Linked DNA regions of Mus musculus: region 2 is linked to region 1. The links are chromatin loops, found by intact Hi-C in ENCODE. Cell type or tissue: heart. All regions are shown on one strand. Each heading gives the region's core, and the rest is flanking DNA. Links, peaks and the distances in the headings are about the cores only.

The links. Peaks named below come from ENCODE experiments on the same cell type or tissue, not always from the same donor. Only the 100,000 strongest peaks of a DNase experiment are listed, where the experiment ranks them.
Region 2: it touches region 1 in a loop (6-fold over the local background); 6 of 42 quality-filtered maps call a loop at or near these places.

Annotation. Positions count from the first base shown.
Region 1 is chr4:94,995,279-95,003,352 of GRCm38, reverse strand. The region is part of intron 2 of Gm12694 (a long non-coding RNA gene); the gene reads right to left. Among named protein-coding and RNA genes, the nearest start is that of Gm12694, 20 kb to the right of the region's middle. In heart, for the core only: a CTCF peak has its summit at 4,012; no DNase peak of the experiment used is centred there.
Region 2 is chr4:96,029,621-96,034,620 of GRCm38, reverse strand. No RefSeq gene overlaps it. Among named protein-coding and RNA genes, the nearest start is that of Cyp2j13, 45 kb to the left of the region's middle. In heart, for the core only: no CTCF peak of the experiment used is centred there; no DNase peak of the experiment used is centred there.

The DNA of each region.
Region 1 (8,074 bases), core at 1,242-6,241:
ATGCTCATTTAAGCTTTATCATGCAACTCAGAGTCTTAATACCAGACCTTACTTTTTTTTTTTTAATGATCTTGGAAGAGAGGCATGGCGGCTCATATTTGTAATCCTAGCACTCAGAATGCTGAGGCCAAAAGACTACTATGAGCTTAAGTCCAACCTGGTCTTCATAGTTAAGCACTGGGCCAGTCAAAGTCATAGAGTGAGACCCCCTTTCTCTTCCAAATTCCCAAATGTTAGATATGGAAGAGACGGGGTGCATGAGGAAAATATATGATAAAATTCTCAATGAACTCATAAAGAATTGTGACAATGGCAATGATGATATGATAAACAGCAGACTTCGCTCTTCAGACAACTTTCCTAAAGTCCTTTCAGGGTTCCTCAGTGTGACCCACTGCACCAACACCTCCATAGAGTGTACTAGCACATAAAATGATTAAAGTAAGCCTAGGATACAGTCAATGATTAGTAAGCAGTATCTGTAATCGTACCTCGAAGAACACCACCTGCACTTCACAAGGTATATGTCCTTCCTCCACACCATACACAGAATGCCTTCACCTATTCTGCTTGTGAAATAATAGTAAATTCACGAAACGGGTCTCTGGCATTTTAAGAGTTCTACATTTTCATTCCAATCTTATTTGTGCCATCCTAAGCTACTTCCCAGAGAGTTGGGATTCTTTCTGGATGTGTTCTTTCTGTGCCCGTGCCTTTGGGAAAAGCACACACTGGGCTGTACCATGGACGAGGCGAGATGTGCTTCATACTTCATTCCTCAGGACCCTTTTCAAAGCTGAGAGGATTTATCAAACACCCATCATTAGACAGTGGAAGGTCAAGGACTGGGGCACGGTATTTCTTACCCTTGGCATTACATTCTGGGCACATATCACAGAACCAAGGCAAATGTGCATGTGCAGTAAATGGACAGGAATGTTCTCAAGGAAGAATGAGAGATCTGCCTGACACCAGGCATTCACTGAGTCTCCATACCTGAGGGCAAGAAGGCTGGAGCCAGTTCTCTGCTTACTGGCTCCCGGATTTCTAATGGGTTCTTTAGCTGTTTAATTATGCTCAAATTTGAATCAGTTAAGTAGAAACTGGGATAGAATATCTCTTACAGCAGTCACCTTTACCCAAGAATCTAATTTTATTTAGTGACATTAGATCGCAGCCCCAAAATATTAAGTAGAAAAGTCTACAAAGTCATGTTTTAAGAGTATTTATAGTATTTTTATATTTGTTCTATCTTATTAGTAGTATCACTAATCTCTCTGTATACCTAATTTATAGGAACATACACAGAGGAACATAATGTATAGGAAGAAACATAGCACACACAGGGTCCAGTACTGCCTGTGGTAATGGGTATCCAGAAGGGTTCTGGGATCAGGTATCATGCTTGTTTTGAGATTGAGATAAAATAGCATGTGTGGATTATTTTGCATACAATAAGTGAATAAAAGAAACCATTCCTGAAGAAGTAAGTCTCAGATGCCCTTGGAGAGCACTGTTGAGGAAAGTGAGGAAGTTGTCCCTCCAGAAGATGCTGATCTGAGCCTCTGATCCCTGAGAACCATGAATCTGTTGCTAGTGAGCAGCAAGGCCCTCTTCCAGCTTTAGCGACCTCAGAGCTGATGAAGAGATGATCATTTCCTCCCAGAGTTGTTTTGTTCTCTTTCCAAGACTTAGAGCAACTGCTGGCTCAATAGGAAGCTCTCTGAAGCTGAGTCAACCTTCACTCATCCTAAGAGGTGACTCACACACCAGTGTGTGGTCCACAAATGCTATGGGGGTGGTACCTCTCCAGAGGCTGCTGATGGCCCTGTCTGAGTTGTTTGTGATCACAAACTCCTCATCAGCAGACAGGAGAACAGATGCTCTAATTAAGTTCTCATACCATCGTGTCCCGTCTGTACTCCTACAGAAGCAGAGAGGCAGCCACGGGCTTTATGGAAACATGAACTTGGGAGAAAGGGGGGGGGGGCATTTCTCCCATTCTCTGACCTTCTTTTGAAGTCTGGCTACGAGTCAGAATGAGATGTGGAAGACCTGAAAACTTGTATTAATCATGTTGTGGTAAAGAGAATATGATCATATGACAGGGAATTTTGGAAGTTGGGGCAATTTCAGGGAGGCAATCTTGTATTGCCTCAAGCTTCACATCACGATAACATTTTATGAAGGTTTAAAAATGATTAACTTATTGTTTTTCTGCTTCTGCCAATATACAAATACTTTATGGGCACTAGACCTTATTCCTCACTTTTACTAGGTTTGCCCTGTGAAGTCTGGCACAAGCCATGTAGTAAAAAAGTTGAGTCTGAATCTGAGTCTTAATTTTCTTTCAAAAAACCACAAGGATGCTCTAACCCTGGATAATGTACTCAAATCGGGGTCTGAGGCCAGAGGTGGTCTGTAGTTGTCAGCATCTTGTTATCAGTGACCTGCAGAAAGTGACCATTGGGAGCTTCCATAACAGCCGCCTTTTGCCAGAAATTTTTTTTGTATTTTTATGAGTATTAATTAGTAGTAGCATTTTTAAGATTTAATTAAAATGTCATCACAGTCTGAGAACCATTAATGCTGTCATCCCATACAGATGTGCTCCAGCCTGTAATTATTAAAGTGCATGTTGTTTTATTTTAATACCTTCCTCAGGTTTTTCTTTTATTATCATATTTCAGCCTCATTTGTGTCACATGATCTCCATTTTGTTATTCTTATTCATTTTTCAGTGCTGAGCACACAGGACCCTAGAGCCTGTGCATGTGAGCCAAGGACTCTACAAAATGCTGTGAACAGACAGACTCAGCCCTAGGATTTAGTGGACATGCTATGAGTTTCAATCAGAATCGCAGAAGCACAGTCCTGGGAAATCCCATCCTCCCACTGTGTGGCAGGTCCCTTGCTCTGCTCTGGTTCTACAGTGAGAACACTCCCAGCATGAGCCTCTCATTGAAAGCAGCTTCCCCCATCTAGTGAGGTGCTGTGGTTTGAATGAGGAGAGTCCCCACAGTCTGGTGCCACAGGACCTTTGAGAAGTGAGTCCCTGGAGGCAGTCCTTGAGGCTTTATGACATGGCCCTGCTTCCTGGTCTTTCTTTGCTTCCTGAGTGTGTGTGCAATATGACCAGCAGCCTCCTACTCCTGCCACCATGTTTTTTCTGCCTTCTGCCATGTCCTCTCCAACATCATGGGCACATCATCATGTGGAACAGGAAGCCAAAGGAAGTCCCTTTTATGTTAAATTGCTTAAGCTAGGGCACTTCATCAAATCAATAAACAATGGACCGGGTCATAGGCAGCTTGCTAAATACTAGCTCAGAGCATATATTGGACTAGTAAGGTTGTAAAAACTATTTTCCAAGTTTACTAGTTCATAGGCATTTACAGAACCGAATTTTATATTCTGTAAGTGAAAATTATGTAATTTTGAGTAGTTGTGTAGTTCACAGAAAGAAACCAGGACTTTTGAATCAGAAATAAATGGGCTTGAATTTTTTAAGCTATTGACTAGCAAGTCAAGGCTTGAGGGAAGCAAAAATTTCTTCACCTAAGATGGAGATAATAACATCTCCCCTGAGTTCTTCTGAGAACCACATGATATTTAAAATATGCATGTAAGATCAAACTTCCAAAGACAATGAGCTGCTCTTCTCTGCTCTTCTGTTTCCGTGATGGAAGTTCTGTTATGGAAATTAAACATGCTACTCTCTTCACTTCCTCTCATGGAGAGAAGGAAGCTAGTCCTCCTCTTCCACCCTACACGAGTCAGAGACTTTCTTGACCAACCAAATGGAACAGAAGTCATGCTTGGGGAATGGCAGAGCTAAGTCATAAGAAATACTACTGTTTTCATCTGGGTCTCTAGGGAAATCAGCTGCAGGGGAAGGCAGCCGCTGTGTAAAGGACTGACTACTCTTAGTACTTTATGTGTGAAAATAGAGAAGCCAGTGGGAGGACGATGCCAGCCATGCAAAGCAGCAGTCATCCCAGACTCCTCCACTAGGTGGTAAGCATGAGGGAGACATCTTCAGAAGATGCCAGAGCCAAATGCCATCTCTACAACTTCTGCAGGAAAGGCCCTGAGGACTTCCCAGCTAAACAGCAGTGTGGAGGGGTATATGTTTAAACTAAATATTTTATATTTAGCCGAACCAAAATTTTAGTCTAATTTATTGAATTCTGTTTATTTGTTCACTTAGTATTTTTTTTTTAGATTATAAATTTCCAATTTGTTTCATTTTGGTCATTGTATTGCTTCTAATTTTTTTTTCTACATAGGCCATAGAGGGATAATAGAAAGCCTATTAGGAGAAAGATATTGCATTTTCTTCCCATGGTGATGATTTTAATTAATTCAAATTTCTTAAAACATAGTGGCTAAAATATACAACATGTCAAGGTGTATATACATGTGTAATTTTTTTTTAAACAGTAGTATGTACCCAGAACACTCGCTATAGGAAAAATGTTGGCCCTTTAACATAGTTTTTCCTAGAGGCAAGTGTTACAGCACTACCTCTGATAGCCCTGAACTGTCCAGAACAAGGATTGCTGTTCCCACACAGATAGATACCCTCCTTTGCCATTGTGCTACATGAGAATATGTGTCTACCTCTCCTTCAGGAGGCAAGTGGCTGTCCTCAGGAAGGGCAGCTTGCCACAGTGATCTTGCCTGGGACTGGATTATTTATGCCCAGGGAAACCAATTTTGCCTCGGATCAATGGTACATTCTCAATTCAACTCTGATATTTTCATCTTCTTCTCTTTGGTTCAGTTGGTTCAGAACCAGCCAACTGTTGGGCACACTGGGGCAGGTGCCGCAAGGAGCCCCTGGGCACCCTTAGACCTCTCAAATACAATGGCAGAATCAGTTACAGGCTCCAACTTTCCTTATGTTCTTGCTCATATGTAACTCTTGCCCATATTGAAAATAGCATGTTTAATTTCCCCAAACTTACACACAAGTCAATGATTCAGTGAATCATTGCTGGGAGCCCATTGCTGAGCCATGGCCTGTGGTAGACACCTGGGCTACTGCTTGCTTATAAATAAAATACTTTCAGGCCTAAGAGTGGGAATTGTAAGTTAAGAATGGGATGGACAATGATCAGGTCATTTCAAGAATGATGATGGGTTAGTAAATGACCACGTCACCATCCAGGGGTTTAGTCGTCCTCGCTGCAGCCTGTGAGAGCAACATTGAAGTTCTGTGTTTTACATTTGGGAAACATGAGACAAAGGAGCTTTTGGGTATTGCTGAACACCCAGCTGGAACAAGGCAGAGCCAGCACTAAAAGTTTATTTTCTTAGGCTAACTCTGCAACCCACACTTTCAAGAGCCCAAAGTGGTAACCTTTACACTCTTTTTGTATTTCCTCAAAATTTACGTTCTTAAAATATTATGCCACTACAAAATCTTAGCCTCCACTTGAGTCTTCATATTTTGATATTAGTGGGGAGATAATAAGCTTATTGAGGTGGCTCCAAAGATAAGACTGTCCTGAGAAAGGGAATTCTCATGTTAAAGACAGGACTGAATTCCCAGAGGCCACTTCAGAACTTGTTTCATTCAAGGACCCCCCTCCCTCTGTTCCAGTTTCTGTACGTTCTATAAGACCATCTTCATGGCTGAACTGTTCAATCTCGGCGATCGGAGCTTAGAAGAACCGCAAAGACTATGTACTCTGTACTCTCTGTACTGGTATATATTGTCAACTTGATACAAACCAGGCCATTTGGGAAGAGTGCACTTCAAGTGAGAAATTGCTAGCATCAGTTTGGCTTTTGGGGAAATTTTCTTGATTAATGATTGCTAAGGGAGAGCCCAGTTCGCTATAGGTGGTGCCACCTCTGGAAACATGTTCCCAGGTGGTATAAGAAAGCAGGCTGAGCAAGCCAGGAAGCAGTGTTCCTCTGTGGCCTCTGGTTCAGCTCCCACCCCCAGGTTCCTGCCGTGAGATCCTGTCTTGGCTTCACTCAAGGTACTGTATCCTGGGATATGTAAGCCAAATAGACTCTTTCCTCTGAGCTCAGATATAAAAAGTACCTGTGCCCTGCACCAACTCCTGGCCAAGCTTTTTCCACTTCTATCACCTTCAGTTTCTTCTGTAGCATTTCATCCTTCCAAAAGACTCCTGACATTCTGCGTAGTGAAACTGAGGCCTAGCAAGCACAAAAACACTGGTCCCCCTTATGTGTGGTTTCAGCTGCCAGCAGTCAACTGAATTTCTGATATACAGAATTCAAAACTAGACAATTCACGGTTTTTTCTTTTTTGGGAAACTTTTCTATTAGATATTTTCTTTATTTATATTTCAAATGTTATCCCCTTTCCTGGTTTCCCCTCCAAAAACCCCCTATCCCCTCTGTGGAAAGCTGTGCACAATGGCCATTACAAGATGGCGCTGGCTTCCTCAGTGCCTAACTAGTAAGCAAGCAATGTGCGCAGGTGCTGGAGTAAATTCGTGCCAAGTCACTGCCCATCTCGGGACGTAGGAGTGGGGTGATGAGCGAGCAACTAATCAGGAGCTGACACGTCACACGGAGGGGTATTTAAGCAGCTCCTTTTTCCGGGTTCGGGGTCTTCCTGAGAAGTAAGCAATAAAGCTTTGCCCTAGAAGGATCTGGTTGTCCGAGTGAATTCTTGCCAGCGAGATACTAGCTCGGGCGAGACCCCTCCCCTCTCCTCTTGCTCACCAACCCACCCACTCCAGTTTCCTTGTCCTGGCATTCCCCTACACTGGGACATCGAGTCTTCACAGGACCAAGGGCCTCTCCTCTCGTTGATGTGACAATTCATGTTTTAGGTTGCACGTGACTGAGGGTGGCAGAATCTTGTACCGTCCTCTTCCATTCTGCCCAAGCATGAATCACCCCTTCATCTAACATTTCCAAGCTGTGTATGCTGCCTACCCGTGGGCCACTCAGTAACACAGCATTTCTGCACTGTGTATATAGACTATCTGCCAGGGGTCATCACACATCAACTGTGGTGATAAAATTCATCTTAGTTAGTAATCCCAAAGTGCAAATGTAGCAATCAGGATGTTCAGATATGTCAGAGAGTAGCCATAAAGCCAAGAGAAGCTTGTTTGAAAGGCAAGGTAAAACTCTCTCTCTCTCTCTCTCTCTCTCTCTCTCCATGGGGGACATAGAACCTACCTACCCCATGAAAGGAACACTACTATGCTTCCTAAGACACCCTAGCACCAAATTCAAAGCCAGAAATCCAGATGCTGCCTTTCATTCTACCACCACCCACTCTTCACTCCAGTAAGCGTCCCCTTTCCCACACTGCGAATCTAAATGCTGCGATTTGAACAAGCCAGAAATAGAAAATTCAAAAGAGAAAGTGAAGCTGGGTTAGTGGAATGTTTTATAATCCTAGCTGCCAGGAAACTGAGACAGAGGATTGTGAGTTCAAAGTCTACCCTAACTACAAAGAGAGACTGCTCTCCCGCCCAGAGAATTAAAAAAAAAAAAAAAATTAGTCCCTGTGGTGAAGTAAGGGTGTGGGGGTGTGTCTCCAGTGTCCCCTGGGAGGTATGTTAGATGGCTTGGTCCCACCTTCCCAGGGTCCTGGCAGTCTTGGCCCCAGGCCCAGATGGGAAGATGAAGAGGAATAAGGGAGGAGGGAGCACGGGGCTAATAAAGTATAAATACTGCACCCCAGGCATCAGAGCCGTCCAAGTCTTTGGCTTCTTTTATGCTGGGTTCAGATGAAGGCTGAAAAATTGTAGTGGTCATAGTGTATTTTCAGGGGCTTAGTGGGATCGGTAAGAATAATGATGTGGAATCTTCCTAATGTAGTTTCTGAGCCATGGAGCTTAGAAGCCAAAAATCTTATCAAATGTCATCTGGTCTACTTAACAAAGGAAAATCACAAGTTCAAGGTGTCGGTAACTGAAATGGAAATGGGCTTCAGTGAGCATGAAATTAGATCAAACAAAGGCATGGAAAACTTTGAACAATGCTGTCCCCATGCTAAGTGGATACCACGGAGATATATATGAACAATTCCTTGATGTCTAACGTTTTCCCCCTTTCAAATCCTCTCAAAGGG
Region 2 (5,000 bases), core at 1-5,000, 1.0 Mb before region 1:
TAAATTACATAAAAAAATTTAGTGGCATGGACTCTGAAGTGTGCTGCAGAGCATTTTGGAATAATATGAAATGGTCACTTGGGGAATAGGGGAGTGGAATCAGAATCATCGTGATTGGCATCAGTGATTACCAATGTGAGCCCAGATAGACACTAGAGAGATTCACAAGCCTTATGTATAAAACTGAATATAGATGTAAATGTGTGTATACATGCATTTAGTTAAGCACACTGTATAAATTCATTCCCAAGCTCTACCCTCTGACAAAACCTAGAGTCCCAGCACCCACAGAGATACGAGTGTGGCTCATGCCAGGTCCTATCTCCTACATATCATCAATCAGCAAATGAAGAAAGACTTCTGGAAAAGTGACAAATTCCAGGGATGGCTTAGGCAAATATATGCCTGAAAACATAATTATACCAAGGAATCAGGCAATTTCTGCTGAATGACCGCTACTTTCCAGATTAGGACTGTCTGTGGCACCAAACAAGTAACTCAATATAACCTTGTGACAAAATTAGGAATTCAAAAGTTCAAACTAATATTCCTGACAATAAATATGAGGGGAGAGCAAGCACTTGCATGTTAACCCATGTAGGAGGTTCATAGAACTCTCAACATCACAAGTTGACAGCTAGATACAGAAGATAATTTGAAGTGGAAACTTTGCTGATTAAACTTAATGAAGATTAGTTTGTTAATGGTTTCAAAATAGTTCTATTTATTGTAATATATATACATATATAGAAGGATTTTTGGTAGACACCAGTCTTATCAAGTGTTCCCCAAAATAAATCTCAAGCCTAAACGCTGTCAGGTAGATGTGATGAGAATACGGCATGAGGTCACTCTGTTCTCCCAGCAGAGAAGATGCTAACAGCACTAATCAGGTCATGAGGAAGATACTGAGGCATTTTTTAAAAGACACCCTTTTTAATCTTTCAAAACCCCTCAACTTTGAATGATATAAAAAGCTTGAAGAATTACAGCAGCGTTGAACTGGACTAAAGGGACCACGTGCACACACTCGCACACACACTCAAAGGAGTTTTGGGGACACCTGCTAAACCGCTAAGATCTGGACTTACAGTAAACCCATCTGTGCTGGTTTTTTCTAATGATTATGTTAGCAAATCCTCTGTGAAAACACATATTATGTTTTCATGAGAAACATTAACTTTTAAGTTACTCTAGGAACCTCAAAATCATTATAGAGTCTTTTCAAGTATTTTGTAGATTTTTATGTCACTAAATAATGAAAGACACATGGGGAAAGTATCAGAGCAAAGACAAAACTACCATCAAAAGTTCTATTCAAATTCTTTTTAAATTATTGTTTTCTGTTTTTTATAATGGACCATATCACCTGAACATGATCTACTATACAAATAAAATGCCTTTTATTTTCTGCACAAACTGTCAAACTGTTTGACTTCTTCAAATTGAATTTGTAGCCAAATCTGTATGTAAGGGATATTTCATATTATATTAGTATACATTCCCTTTAAAATCTAGGAAGATTCCATAGCTTGATTGGCCATGTGGGTGGAAAGTAGAAAAAGTTGTCTGAACCTTTATCCTTGTGACCTAAGCTATTGAATGGCATATGACTAGAGAAGTAGACACTGGAAGCTATGGAAAACTGGCCATTTCAGACACCACATTAGAACCAAAGTTCCAGATTAAAGAGAGATCACTCAAAGAGAGAGAGGCCAAGGCAGTTTAAATAGAGGGCCATCTGTGTCACTGAGGTCTCTCAAGATGAAGTAGGATAATGTGTAGCTACTAGGAAGGGAAGAGACCTTTGCCATCTTGACAAGTCTTCAGGAATGGTCACATTTCCTAAGATTATATAGGAAAGGGGACAAAAACGCATGAGTACTCAGGCCATCTTAAGTCTGTCATACTTCTTGTCATACAGAACACTGCTATTCTAAAAACAGCCACCAATAAATGCAGCAGTGCATTTATTTTATACAAGTGAATTTAGGAGGTACATTTATTGTATATAGCTGACCAAGGAGGCATGGTTACCTAATATCAGAATGAGTTCTCTATAGAAAAGCAACCTCAGGCAAACTCAGAAGGAAGTTGCCACTGATAAATTCTCTATATATAATGGTCAATTGTTCCTAAACACTCATACTTGAAGCAGAGGAAGGCTCTGCCATAGCTTTGAGCCTCAATTGGAGAAGATTTTGTTATGTACATGTATCTTAATGAAATTGGGACCCTTGACATGGATGTATGCACCCTGACAACACACATTTACTCAGGACTTCACCCATTCATGTGATAGTTGGTGGTATGTCAACTTGACCCAAGCGACAGTCCTTTTAGAAGAGGTAACTTCCATTGAGAAGATGCTCCTATGGGCTTGTTATATCAAGCTGAACATCAACTTCAATCACTGCTAACATATCCTCCTTCCACAGACGTCTATTTGATTCTTTTTTTTTTTTTAATTGGATAATTCCTTTATTTACATTTCAAAAGTTTTTCCCTTTCCAGGTCTCCCCTTTGGAAACCTCCATCCCATCCCCTCTCCCCCTGCCTCTATGAGGGTGTTCACCCATACACTTACTCCTGCCTTCACACCCTGGCATTCCCCCACACTGGGGCATCAAAGACACTCAGGCCAAGGGCCGCTCCTTCCACTGATGTTCAACAAGGCTCTGATACATAAGCGGCTGGAGCCCTGGGTCCCTCCATGTGTACTCTCTGGTTAGTGGTCCAGTCCCAGGGAGCCCGCCCGAGGGGTCTGGCAGGTTGACACTGTTGTTAACCCCAAGGGTCTGCAAACCCCCTCAGCTCCTTCAGTCCCTTCTCCAACTCCTCCATCAGGGATCCATGCTCATTCCAATGGTTGGCTGCGAGCATCTGCCTCTGTATTTGTCAGGCTCTGAAAGAGCCTCTCAGGGAGACAGCCATATCAGGCTCCTATCAGCAAGCACTTCCCAGCACCCACAACAATGTCTGGATTTGGTGACTGTATGCCCAGGTGGGGCAGTCTCTGGACAGCTTTTCCTTCAGTCTTTGTTCCACACTATCTTCATATTTCCTCCTGTGAGTAATTTGTCTCCCCTTCTAAGAAGCACTGAAGCATCCACCCTTTGGTTTGACTCTGGCTGGCTGAGTATTCATTGCAAAGTGGTGCACAGACAATATGTGTCAGAGCTGAATCATGGGTGTGGCATCAGAGCTTCATCATAATGGTTCTCTTCTCTGGTTTCTGTTATGTCTGTAGCTGCCTTATCATGCTCTTCTCTCTGGAAGTTAGCAGAGTTAGGATGATTCTTCATTCACAGGCAGGAAAAGCAAGTAGCACTGAAGCAGTCTCTATGGTTTGCATATGGTTGAGTAACCTCGACCTTGGACCAGGATTGGCAAAGTGTAATCACAGATAACCAAACCCTGGAAGTAGGTTTAAGGAGCTAATACGAATGATGTTCTGGCTCCTTAGTAACTCCTTGCCTTGAAACCCCCACCAGACATTCTTTCACAGCCTTTTCACATAGGACTTGGCTATGTGGAGTGTGAACCTTAGTTGCAACTGGCCTTAAGCTTTGATGGCTTACATTACCAGCTGTAACTCACTGGCCCCAGCAGAGTATTTAAGAAAATGGCTTCAGAAATGACAGAATCCAGCTGGATCTAGTTTGTCACTGAAGGAGACAAAGGCCCTAAGGAGAGAGCCTGGGGCCTCTAGCCTCCGTGTTTTGACCCCAATCCTAGTTTAATCTAGGGACACTGAAATAAGCCATATCAAAGACCTCACCTTCCCTGCCCCATCCCTAAATACTTCTAAAGAAATTTAAATAGCTAAAAAGAAGAAAGGTAAAAAGGCCATGGATTTTTTTTTTTTTCTGGTTTGTTGGGACTCAGACAAAAGTCCCTTAAAGTGAAACAGAAAGGAACGGAAAAGGCTGTTAAGAGGGACAGTGACATCAACCTTAGCTGTTACAAGCAAGGAAAGAAAAGGAAGAAAAGGTTGGTTTTCCCCATTAATTTGTTAAATGTATGTCCCAACATTGCCCCCTTCTCCTCCCAGTGCCCCCTTCCACAGCTCTCTCAGAAGGGGAAGCCCACCACCACAGATTTCCTCTCCCTGGCACATCAAGTCACTGCAAGACCAGGAACATCCTCTCCCATTGAGGCCAGGCAGGACTCCCAGAGAAGGGATGAAAACAGCAACCACTCACAATAATCTCCATCCCAAACTGCCTACAAAATGTGTAAGGACAAAGATGGAGTAGAGATGAAGGAAATGACAGCTCAAGCAATGACTGAGCCATGCCATGGGCAAGGTGTTTTGTTTTTTGTTTGTTTGTTTGTTTGTGGGAAGAGGTGTCTGTAGTTCCTCTTGTCAGGTAAAAGGGCGGAAATGAGAGGCCGACTATGCTTTCCTCCTTTGCTACTGACTAAGATGCATCTCTAGAAAAATGAGGCCACGACTAACACCAGTAAAATCAGGCTTTGACATTACTGAGCTGAGCTCAGTCTACATTCTGGATAGGTAGGGTTTGTAGCAGGATCTGGGACGTTTCAGAGTCACTGAATAGAACCCTAAGGAACCATAGGCTCTGGCTAAACCAACTTGACATTTGTGCTGAAGACAGGCCAGGCCTAAGCATAGGGATGTACAATAAAGACTTGGGGTCAAGTGATCGTTCACTTTCTGAAAGTAAAACTACAGATAAATTTTTAAGTGGAAAATAGTCTCGTTTCATTCTGCTTAGGTGGCAGAATCCTAGAATAGAGCCATTCCAAGTACATTTTCTTTCTTTTTTTTTATTAATATTTTTTATTACATATTTTCCTCAATTACATTTCCAATGCTATCCCAAAAGTCCCCCATACCCTCCCCCCCCCCCACTTCCCTAAATTGGAAAAGAGGAAGTCAAAATATCACTTTTTGCAGATGATATATAAGTGACTCCAAGTGCATTTTCTTATTTGGTAAAACTGCTTTACTCTTTTTCTTCTACGTGGTAAAA